3 separate regions of the Homo sapiens genome follow, and regions 2 and 3 are each linked to region 1. Evidence: chromatin contacts called from ENCODE Hi-C or POLR2A ChIA-PET data. All regions are on one chromosome and are shown on one strand. The core of a region is the stretch at or near the end of the contact, and the rest is flanking DNA. Distances in the headings are between cores, read along the strand shown.

Region 1 (3,095 bases), core at 156-2,655:
TGGTAGAGATCTCCAGGGATATTGTTAGGCAAAAGAGCAGCGTATATATATACTGTTATATTTTATGTGTGGTAAAGGCAAAAAATGTATACAAACGTGCAGACATTTAATATATTATAATAATGTAAATATTTATATTTCCAAAAAGAAACTAGAAAAACGGTTACATGTGACAGAGTGGGACAGTAGTCAGGTACAGGAGTTCTCGGTAAATACTGTTCTAAATCTTCTTTTAGTCATATAAACGCATTGCTTATTTTTAAAACTAAAAAAAATAATAATTCTGAAGTTTGAATGTCTCTCATGTCTTATAGCAGAGGGACAAATCCCTATTTCAGAACCTTTCTTCCAAAATATGTCTAGTAGGCTCGCCCAAGGTAAACATTTCATATTCTAACACCAACCACATTTCTCTAGTAAAATGACCTAAATGCACTGTAATAGTAAAACATCCAGTTCATTAAAGCACATTAATCTTTAGTAAGTCAAAACAGGACCAGGAATATCTGCTTTACCTTTAAAAAAGGGGCGGGGGACTTCTGAAAGAAAATAATTTGCTGGCTAGGTTGAAGGTTACAGAAAAAGTCTTAGAGCAAATGGATTTTTGTTTTGACTGCATTTAACAATCTCGGTCTTCTGATCGCAAAGAACTGATAAAACGGACCAGTTTTACTTCCTGAACCTATGACTTAATTGTTTTAAATGCCTTTAAGTAACAGTCTGGGTAAATCATCTAAGTCATAAAACAAAGGCGTGGGAACTTTAAGTAAAAAGTGAGTGATGTTAGCAGGTTGGCACACATCACTCAATAATGAGCAAAGCTATTTTTTTTCAATTTTTTTTTCTTAAAGTACCCTGTATTCAAAGACTTTTAAAAAATAGCAGTGAGATTATGGATAGGAGAGCAACTTTAAATTCGTTCCCTACTGTAGTCGAATTGTTAAATACGTGACTTTGAAAACGTATCACAAAATCTAAACACAAGGTTCAGGATTTTTGTTAGGTTGAACTGTCAGGAGGGGATTCCTTACAAAGAATAAACGAGAGCTCTGAGGGCCTAACGAATTATCCAGATTGCTCCAAACGGCCACCGCGGCGCAGATGGGCGGACAAGCGCCGGGCCTCAGCGGAACCCAAGGTGCCGGAGCCCTCCCCGGCTCTCAAGCAGCCCACGGCCTTGCTGGGTGGGACACATTCCAAACCCAGGAAGGGGGCGAAGGGGGCAAAAGAAGGCAGGTCTGGGGCGGGCCGGGCCCGAACCCCAGGCGCCCCAGCCCCCTGGGCTTCCCCACCCCACCAGACGGACACTTACTGAAGGACATTTTCCGGGGTGTCCATGGCCAGAGGACGCTGGCCGGCAGCGGCCAAACCTGAACCGCAAACTAGAAGCCGCCGCCGATTCGAATACCCCGCGCAGCCGCAGTCGGCTCGCCGAACGTTTCAGGGCGCCTGCCCATTGGTGGCGGCGGCAGAAGGTTGGCCAATCACCGGGGCCGTTGCTCGGAGGTCAAGTCCCACCTCCCTCCCTTGAGCCAGTAGCTCCTCCCACTTCCCGTGGTTTTCGGTTGAACCGAAACCTGGCCGTTGGCTGAGCGAGCGCGGGGTGTTTGGGATGCGGCACGGCGAGGGGGAGCAGGCTTGGCTCGGGCGTAGGGAATTGGTTTTTTTGTTTTAGCTATCCAGGTTGTGACTGGTTTACATAATTACACGATTAAGCCATCATTGTAGGAAAGGCTTTGCAGGAGAAAAATGTCTTAACTGGAGGTCTTTGAGACAGAAAAACCCTGCCTCAGCCCTTGGGTCCTGAGAGTCGCGTTTCTTCTCCCCTTCGCTTAAATATGTAAACCAGAATCATTATGTTTGGTTCATGGAACGGAGGAAAAAAATCCGTGTGCAGGGTCGAGACTGTCGTGGCGGAAGCCGCAGCACCCGGGAGGCAGGTGGGGAGAAAAAACGGGACCTGCTGCCGGGGACCCCTCCCGCTTTCTGGCAGTTTTCTATTCAGCGTCCTCGGCTGTGAGAAAACATCCCAGATGCTGAAACCAATAGTCTTAGCCCAGAATCTCAAACGCCGTGGCAAAGAGGGAGTGACGACGGCCTGTGGAAAAACCTGAGGAGTTTTGGGCTTAGCGCCTTCATGTAGAGGGGACGTGGAGGCGGGGAGGGCGTTCTAGGGTCGGCTGCGTAATTATACGAGGCACTGGAAAGTGATGGGTTAGTGTCCTTGGAGTAGACCCCTGGGTTTTATTGAACTGATCTGAAAGGCTGGGCCCTGAGCCACACAGGGGACCTGTCAAACAGCTTCAAGCGGAAGATGGGGCTCACGGGACTGGACTCTCTCTGCAGCCAGCTGTAATTAACACAAAAGCAGAAGAGTTTGGGTAGATTATAGAATGCCAGCTTTGAACATCTTTTGGGGGACAGGGCACTCTGGGAGACCAAGTTCTTAGACACCATAAAATCAAAAATAGACACCTCTTTGTAGAGGAGTCCAGATGTCTAAAGAGGAAATATGTAATAGGCTGATGTTTCTTTTGTTTTTTGTTTGTTTGTTTTTTGAAAAGTTAAAATACTAAGTTTATAAAGTGAAAAAGTTACAGTAAGCTAAGGTTGACTTATTGGAAAAAATGTGCTTATACTATGGAATGAGACCACCACTTCTCCTGTTGTCCCTCCCAGCTTCTTCTCCACCACCTCCCCTTTTCCCTAGTTTATAAGACAGGAGAAAAGTGAGACAGCAAAAAGTTAGAAAGAAACAGAAGTAAGATAAATAGCTAGACGACCTTGGCGCCACCACCCGGCCTTGGTGGTTAAAATAATAATAATAATGTTAACCCCTGACCAAAACTACTTGTGTTATCTGTAAGTTCCAGACATTGTATGAGAAAGCGCTGTAAAACTTTTTGTTCTGTTAGCCGATGCATGTAGCCCCCAGTCACGTTCCCCACGCTTGCTCCATCTATCACAACCGTTTCACATGGACCCCCCCCTTCAAGTTGTAAGCCCTTAAAAGGGCTAGGAATTTCTTTTTTGGGGAGCTCGGCTTTTAAGATGCGAGTCTGCCAACGCTCTCGGCCGAATAAACTTCTTCCTTC
Region 2 (3,328 bases), core at 596-3,095, 380 kb after region 1:
AACCAACCCCCCAAATTATTGGTAACAATTATCCCTCCTAATGAGCTTCAGTTTTGGAAAGGGATCTTTGAGGCATAGGGCTAACTTTTTAACTCAAAAAAATATATATATATTTAGGCCAGGCATGGTGGCTCACGCCTGTAATCCCAGCACTTTGGGAGGCTGAGGTGGGTGGATCATGAGGTCAGGAGATAGAGACCATCCTGGCTAACACGGTGAAACCCCATCTCTACTAAAAATACAAAAAATTAGCCGGGTGTGGTGGCACATGCCTGTAGTCCCAGCTACTCAGGAGGCTGAGGCAGGAGAATCGCTTTAACCCAGGAGGCGGAGGTTGCAGTGAGCCGAGATCGCACCACTGCACTTCAGCCTGGGTGACAGAGCAAGACTCTGTCTCCAAAAAAAAAAAAAAAAAAAATTTCATGGTAGTATGCCAGGCTCCATAGTAAGTCAGCAAAAGGGTCATTTTGGTGGCTTTCTGGACGCAGCTGGCATGGTCCCTCTTCGGAAACATTTTTGAGTGCCTACTATGTGTCCAGCACTGTGCTAGGCACTGAGGGCACAAATATCCATAAAATGTGGCCCTCACCCTCAGGTAGCTCCTTGACAAATAGGTGAGACAGACACTTCAGCACCTTGGAGTGGGCTAAGTGCCGAGAGCAAAGGAATTTGGGAAGCTAGTGGAGCACTCAGTTGGGCACTCAACTCAACCTGGGTTTAGGGAAGACTCCCCTGAGGAGGTGATATTTGAGCTAAGTCCCCATGTCTCTGCAGGAATTTAAATTTAACCAACTGTGTGGGTTCCACTGTGCATGCTGGTGGTGTCGATGTGACACGTTGTGTTCTGACTTTTCCATTTATAGAGTGTTTCAGGTGCACTGATGCATGCCTTGAGAGCTGACTGCCAAAATAGGGGCCCCAGACAGCTGCCTTCCCAGGGGAGGGGTATCCAGAAACTTCCATTCTTGCTGTGCACATTTCCCCAGCTGACCTATAGCTGTCTTGAAATTATAGCATTCAATATTCCTTCCTTGGCTCGGAAGACTTTACGGGCCTTCCAGTAGTTAATGTCAAAGTTAGGTGTCTCTGGGAGGGAATGCAGCAGAAGCCATCAACAGCTAATAGTTGCTCTAGAATTATTCTGAAAGCATGGTGTCCAGGCCAGGGGCCAGGAGTAGAGAGGGAGAGGGGTGGTAGGGGATTAGGAGGGGGAAGGCAGAGGGGTTCCCTCTCTTGCCACAAACAGATCTGCTCTGCTGTCTGTGCATTTACACTTCGCCTAGCTCCTCCACAAAGTTCTGCTATAAGGAGAAATGGGCCAATGTCTTTCCAATCCAAATGCCATCAGAAGCAAGCTCTACATGTGCCCGACTGCCTAAGAGGAGCATATGAGCGCACAGATGGCAGCAGTATATGAGGACATTACACCTGCTCTGCTCCTTGATACTTCATTGTCAAGCATCTAAATAAGTATCTAAATGGAGAACCAGCTAGGAAGTACAAATCCTGGTGTTCAGAAAAGCAGCGAGCCGCCCAGGCGTGGAGGGTGCAACGCTTTGGGGATGCCTACCCATGCGAGTCTAGCACGGCTTGCGGGTGGGGTGTTCCTTCTTGAATGATCTGTTCTCCATTTCCTCTGTGCACAGCTCTGGGGGCAGATTTCATTTCAGACTGCTTTAGAAGACAGGACAGCAGGAGAGGAAATCACTAGAGACAAAAGAAAATTAGAAGGATTTGGTAGAAGTCATATATAGGAAACTGAGAGCAAAATTTGGCTCTCGGAGACTAAAGTTAGTGGGAGGAGAGAACAGGGCCTGGCCAAGACTTATCATTTCACCATTTAAATAGAGATCAAGATGCTAAAGTTCCCAGGAGACATCTCTTTTGTGACTTGCCAAGAGCACGGAGAAATTCCATCAGGGAGCTTCTGAGATATGGATCCAGACTAGCAGACATTAACAGAATTACCAGGTGTCTAGGGGGATCCCAGACTTTTCAGCACACAGTGAGGGGGATGTAAACACTAAAGTTATATGGGAAGTCACGCTGGATGGATTGACGAAGGCAGCAAAGCCTAGCAGTCACACTGAAGCAGCTCCCTGCCGTCAACCAACCACATTTGCACCCTGATTAAAAACTGGAAACGTTAAGAGACTTGAAGATTTCTGCTCTCTGCACCTGCTTAACTCTTCCTCTTGCCCTTACTAAATTTTAGCTGCTTTCTTTTTGGCTAATTTCACAATGTTCAAAAGTCTATTGGAAAAAAAGAAACCCACAAAGCACCATAGATAAAAACTTTGAGATGGGGAAAAAGAAAAATACTGGTTTGATCTGCTCCCTTCCTCTCCCAGAACCCAGGAAAATGCCCAGTACACAAGAAGCAAGGAAGGGAAGGATAAAAAAAGGAGGGAGGGAATTAGTTCTGGATGAAATGTCAGAAAAATGGCCACCATGAAGGCCCCAGTCAACCAATCACTTCCTCTTCTTGGGTCTCCTGATGGAATGTTTTCATCTTTGGGAAAATCTTTCCACCTTTATCTCTTCTAGAACTGTAAAAATGACAGGATGAGCCAGGGCAGTGTCTCATGCCTATAATCCCAGCACTTTGGGAGGCTGAGGAAGAAGGATCACTTGAGGCCAGGAGTTCAAGACCAGCCTGGGCAACATAGATCTCTACAAAAAATTCTAAAAAGTAAATTAGCCAGGCAAGGTGGTACATGCCTGTAGTTCCAGTTATTCAGGAGGTTGAGGCTGGGGAATCACCTGAACCTAGAAATTTGAGGTTACATTAAGGTATGATTGAACCACTGTACTCTAGCCTGGGCAATACAGCAAGACTCTGTCTCTATAAAATAATAATAATAGTAAAAAACTGGAATTGGGATGGGAACAAGGCAACTTGGTGTGTTCCTGAAAACCTTGCCTGATGGAAAGGGCAGCTAATAACAGCCTATTGATAATTGATTAATGTGTTACATTTTGAAAGTACACAAAACATAACATTCAATATCAGGATTAAGATTTATTACATAAGTGAGACAAACCTTCTATTAAAAGTGGAAGGCTCTCAGATTGGATGAAAAATAACACCCAACCATACAATATATATTTCAAAAATGCACATTTTTCCCAGGAAGATGCTGGAGACATACTCATCCCTATTCCTTCTGCTAAGTCCAACTAAAAACACTGGACATTACGTTTAAAACAAACATAAAAGATTCTGAAAGGTAAGAACTAGAAAGTAGACCAAGCTAGGAACCTCAAGACCCAAAGAATGACACAGCAGGAACTCCCTGAATTTTGTTTGTGCCTCATACATTCCAGA
Region 3 (3,176 bases), core at 555-3,054, 420 kb after region 1:
GCACACTCTAGGGCACTAGATGCCCTGAGGAGTTCATATGCTTCTCCAAAGCAGGCAAAATCCATCCACATATTCAGAAGGCAGTGCAAGTGCCCAGTTGTTCAACCGAGGCCCCACAAGAGAAGGAGTTGGGTTGAGGTTTATTTTTAAAATTCCAATCCCCCACAGTCCTTCAAATCAGATAACTAATGCCTATTCTTTTGTCTGGAACTTCAGTGTTGTCAGAGCAGGTCCATATTCATTCTTATATCATCCTCACAAGCACCCTTTAGTGTGAACAGCTGTTACTCCCCTGTAGGCACAGAGAAACTGAGGTTGACTTGCTGCTCAGTGAGCAAATAGTAAGCTGGGGCTTCTATGGCAGATTTCGGACTCCACTCCACTGCTGTCCTAGTGTCTCCCTAGCTGGGGAGGAGGATGAGCTGCTCCCCCTTGCTGCCCTCTCTGTGAGACCTTGGCTCGAAGGCCAGTGGTGGTGCCCCCGGGGCTCCATCCTAACAAGGTCTCTAAGTACACAAGATTCCTGTGTCCTGGCCATTAAGCATTTTTGCAGGGGTATGTAGAGAACAATTGTGTTCCTTGTTCTTGGAAAATTTAGTGTCCAGGCATTATCCTGTTTCAGTCTTCATTAACCCAGACATTTGTATTTATTTTGCTTCAGATAATTATCAGCATTAGTGAGTAGCTATCAGCTGAGACTCATTTTAAGGAAGAAAGCCTTTCAAAATGACCCAACAGTTAACAATTGTATATCTCCATTAAAACTGACTTCATTTTGCTTTTTAAAAAATAAAGCAAAGATCTCAGCTTCTTAAAGTGGAGAATTTTAATGCAAATGGCTATTTGACTGATAATCTCTTACTTTATTTTACACCGTGCCTTGAAGTTGACTGAAGTTACAGTAGCCTTATTTTGTTCCCTGAACTCCTGGACACAGCTGTCCTGCTCTGCCAGTGCCTGCCTGCATTGGGACGTATGGAAAAGAACAAGTACTTGTGAACATGTGGTCAGCCCATGCTGAGAAATCAATGCAGGAGGAAGCTTTTCAGTCTACCTGTGTTGAGAGAACCACAGCCCAGCTGTGGGTTGCAGATCAAAAAAGGACCCTATTCAGTGTGGTGAAAATAATACTTAGCAAAATGTTGAATCAGGTTCTATTTCCTGCCATGAGCTCAAATAATGGAATCATGTGAGCATGCAGGTGATGAAGGACCCACAGGGAAGTGAGGCAGGCTGTGTAACCCACGCACAGCAGGGAGGAAGGCCACTCCACCTCCCAGGGAACGTAGTGAATTGCCTGTAAAATTAGCAGTATTGAAAAACCAAAAACTCGTTCACTAAGAGAGAAAATAAATACTGATTGTAACCATGTCCAAGAAATCTGGACACCTCCCCCATATTTGATCATATTTACACCCATAGCTGCTACTCTCACCCACATGTTGCCTTCACGTCCTATTTGAGTCATGACTGTCAACTCTGAGATGCATCGTTTCTGTTGGCACCTTAGTGCACCTGAGGCTTTCTCCATGCCTCTAGGGCTGTTTTCATTTTGGTGTCCCCCTGATTTGCTAGGTGAAGCCCAGATTCACCAGCACAAGCACAAATCCTGTTTTGCACCCTTGCTGGGAAGTGGACACAGGAGCAGTTGCATCAGCCAGCAGCCTTCGTCTGCCCTACTGAAAGGAGCCATTCGTTTCCTCCCTGAGTGAGGGAGAGCTGCTCAGGAGCCCAGCTGCAATAAGGAGGCCAAGGAGGGCCTGCTGATGACATGTGATTGAGATTCTGACTGTATCTGCTCAAGTCTAAAATGACCACTAGGGTTGGGTTTTAGTTTCAGTTCAGTCAATCAAACCGTTGAATCATAGAGGAAGAAGAGCATTCAAGCCTGTTGATTGATGAGTCATTCAAGTAGTTCTGAGTAGACATTGCCAATGGCATCTTGCTTTATTCTCAGGAGATGTGGCTTGGAGGAAGAATGCGCAGAAGTGTGGTAGACACCAGGCCCCCAAGCCAGGATGCTGCTTGGCTCCTTTGAACGTAGAAGATGGATTACACTCGTTTACTATTTTAATCTAAGCATAAAGTATAAATGCAGTCACTGCTTAGTGTCACAAAGGCTTGTGATTAAAGAACACACAAAAAAAAATTAGGAGAGAGTTCTAAGCTGGAAAGATGGTGCTGGGATATAGCCCTTCTCAAATCTGAACTTCAAGAAAAACAGATAGCCCACACCCATACCCGCCGGGCTTAGAAACAGTACATGTGCCCTGAACTTCCTACAAATGCGGTGTTGGTTGTTTTCCATGCCACATTGAATGTTTCTTTTTAATGAACACTCAGATTTCCCATCCTTCTATTTCTCATTCCCCAGACCACCTGGATCAAGAGACACATTCAGACGCTAGAATTGAATGTAACATGAACTAAGGTTTAGGCACAGCATATTGAAAGCATTCATTGGAGTGGGGAAGAGAGATGGGGTTTCTCGGTCACTCACCTCCTACCCATAGACTTCTGTTTTTCTCTGTAATGAATTTGAGGGAAAAAAAAAAAAAACTGTTTCCCTCACCTCCACTCCATTCACCCCACCCACCCCATCCAGTAAGGCCCATCTGATTTGGCTTCAAGGCAGTGAGAACCCCTGGCTGTGTCATCCTGACTGAAGCTGGCATGAGGTGTAAGCACAGGGACCTACTCTGCCAGGGTGGGAAGGGACAGCCCCTGGCTGTGGTCAGTGAGTTGAGGATGTTATTGAAATGACATTGAAATGGAGTGATCATACCGGAAATGCAACTGGGAGTCACATTTTTAAATCCTCTTTGATTTGAAAGCATCCCCAGAACTGGTTTTAACCTAGCTTCACATCTGTAGGACTCCTGGTTCACCACCTCTTGGAGACAGCAGGGACCAACTAGAATGTGGGTGTCTCCTGTTCCACCTTCTCCTCCCAGTGCAAAAGACTCTAAAACAGGGAAATAGGGAAAATATGAGTACAAACAGTGTCCTGCTAAGAGACGAGAAAATCTCTCTTTTCCCTTCCCCCTTCCATCTGCTCCTGACCTTGCATGCTCCTCAGTGGTATAAAATACATTGCTGAACCTATAAATGCAGACCATTCAAGTCAGGTTAAGAAAATCTAAATGGGATTTGGTTTCTTCAGTTTGGCCAGTAAA

Evidence for each region. Hi-C counts contacts between places; a loop is a spot of excess contacts on that map. ChIA-PET counts read pairs that join two places held with the same protein, here RNA polymerase II (POLR2A). Pooled maps may share reads with other maps.
Region 2: a map with no recorded cell type shows a loop between it and region 1 (18-fold over the local background). The contact joins the enhancer-like site here to the promoter of BUB1 in region 1. A Hi-C loop is called at or near these places in 15 of 37 single-sample maps with no recorded cell type and 6 of 50 pooled maps.
Region 3: a loop to region 1 is called in a pooled map, with 4 times the contacts of the local background. The contact joins the enhancer-like site here to the promoter of BUB1 in region 1. A Hi-C loop is called at or near these places in 3 of 168 maps with a recorded cell type or tissue (B cell, CD4-positive, alpha-beta T cell and HCT116), 2 of 37 single-sample maps with no recorded cell type and 4 of 50 pooled maps. POLR2A ChIA-PET finds 5 or more read pairs at or near these places in 1 of 52 experiments (GM12878).

Annotation. Positions count from the first base shown.
Region 1 is chr2:110,676,658-110,679,752 of GRCh38, forward strand. BUB1 (BUB1 mitotic checkpoint serine/threonine kinase) reads right to left here and starts at 1,406. Exons shown (of 25, transcript NM_004336.5): 1 at 1,313-1,406. The coding sequence starts at 1,338. It overlaps LOC105373554 (a long non-coding RNA gene), which reads left to right and starts at 1,555. Exons shown (of 2, transcript XR_923189.4): 1 at 1,555-1,940. RefSeq lists enhancers at 662-1,582, 1,583-2,503, 2,016-2,075, 2,336-2,425 and a silencer at 1,106-1,505.
Region 2 is chr2:111,056,391-111,059,718 of GRCh38, forward strand. All of the region lies in intron 16 of ACOXL (acyl-CoA oxidase like), which reads left to right. Among named protein-coding and RNA genes, the nearest start is that of ACOXL-AS1, 58 kb to the right of the region's middle. RefSeq lists an enhancer at 905-1,104. Within about 2 kb of position 1,846, at least 2 of the 41 ENCODE cell types and tissues checked have a DNase peak (open chromatin) inside an H3K27ac peak, as active enhancers do.
Region 3 is chr2:111,099,112-111,102,287 of GRCh38, forward strand. The region is part of intron 17 of ACOXL (acyl-CoA oxidase like); the gene reads left to right. ACOXL-AS1 (ACOXL antisense RNA 1) reads right to left here. Exons shown (of 4, transcript NR_122074.1): 3 at 2,786-2,965; 4 at 1-2,032. Among named protein-coding and RNA genes, the nearest start is that of ACOXL-AS1, 15 kb to the right of the region's middle. RefSeq lists an enhancer at 1,992-2,041. Within about 2 kb of position 1,805, at least 2 of the 41 ENCODE cell types and tissues checked have a DNase peak (open chromatin) inside an H3K27ac peak, as active enhancers do.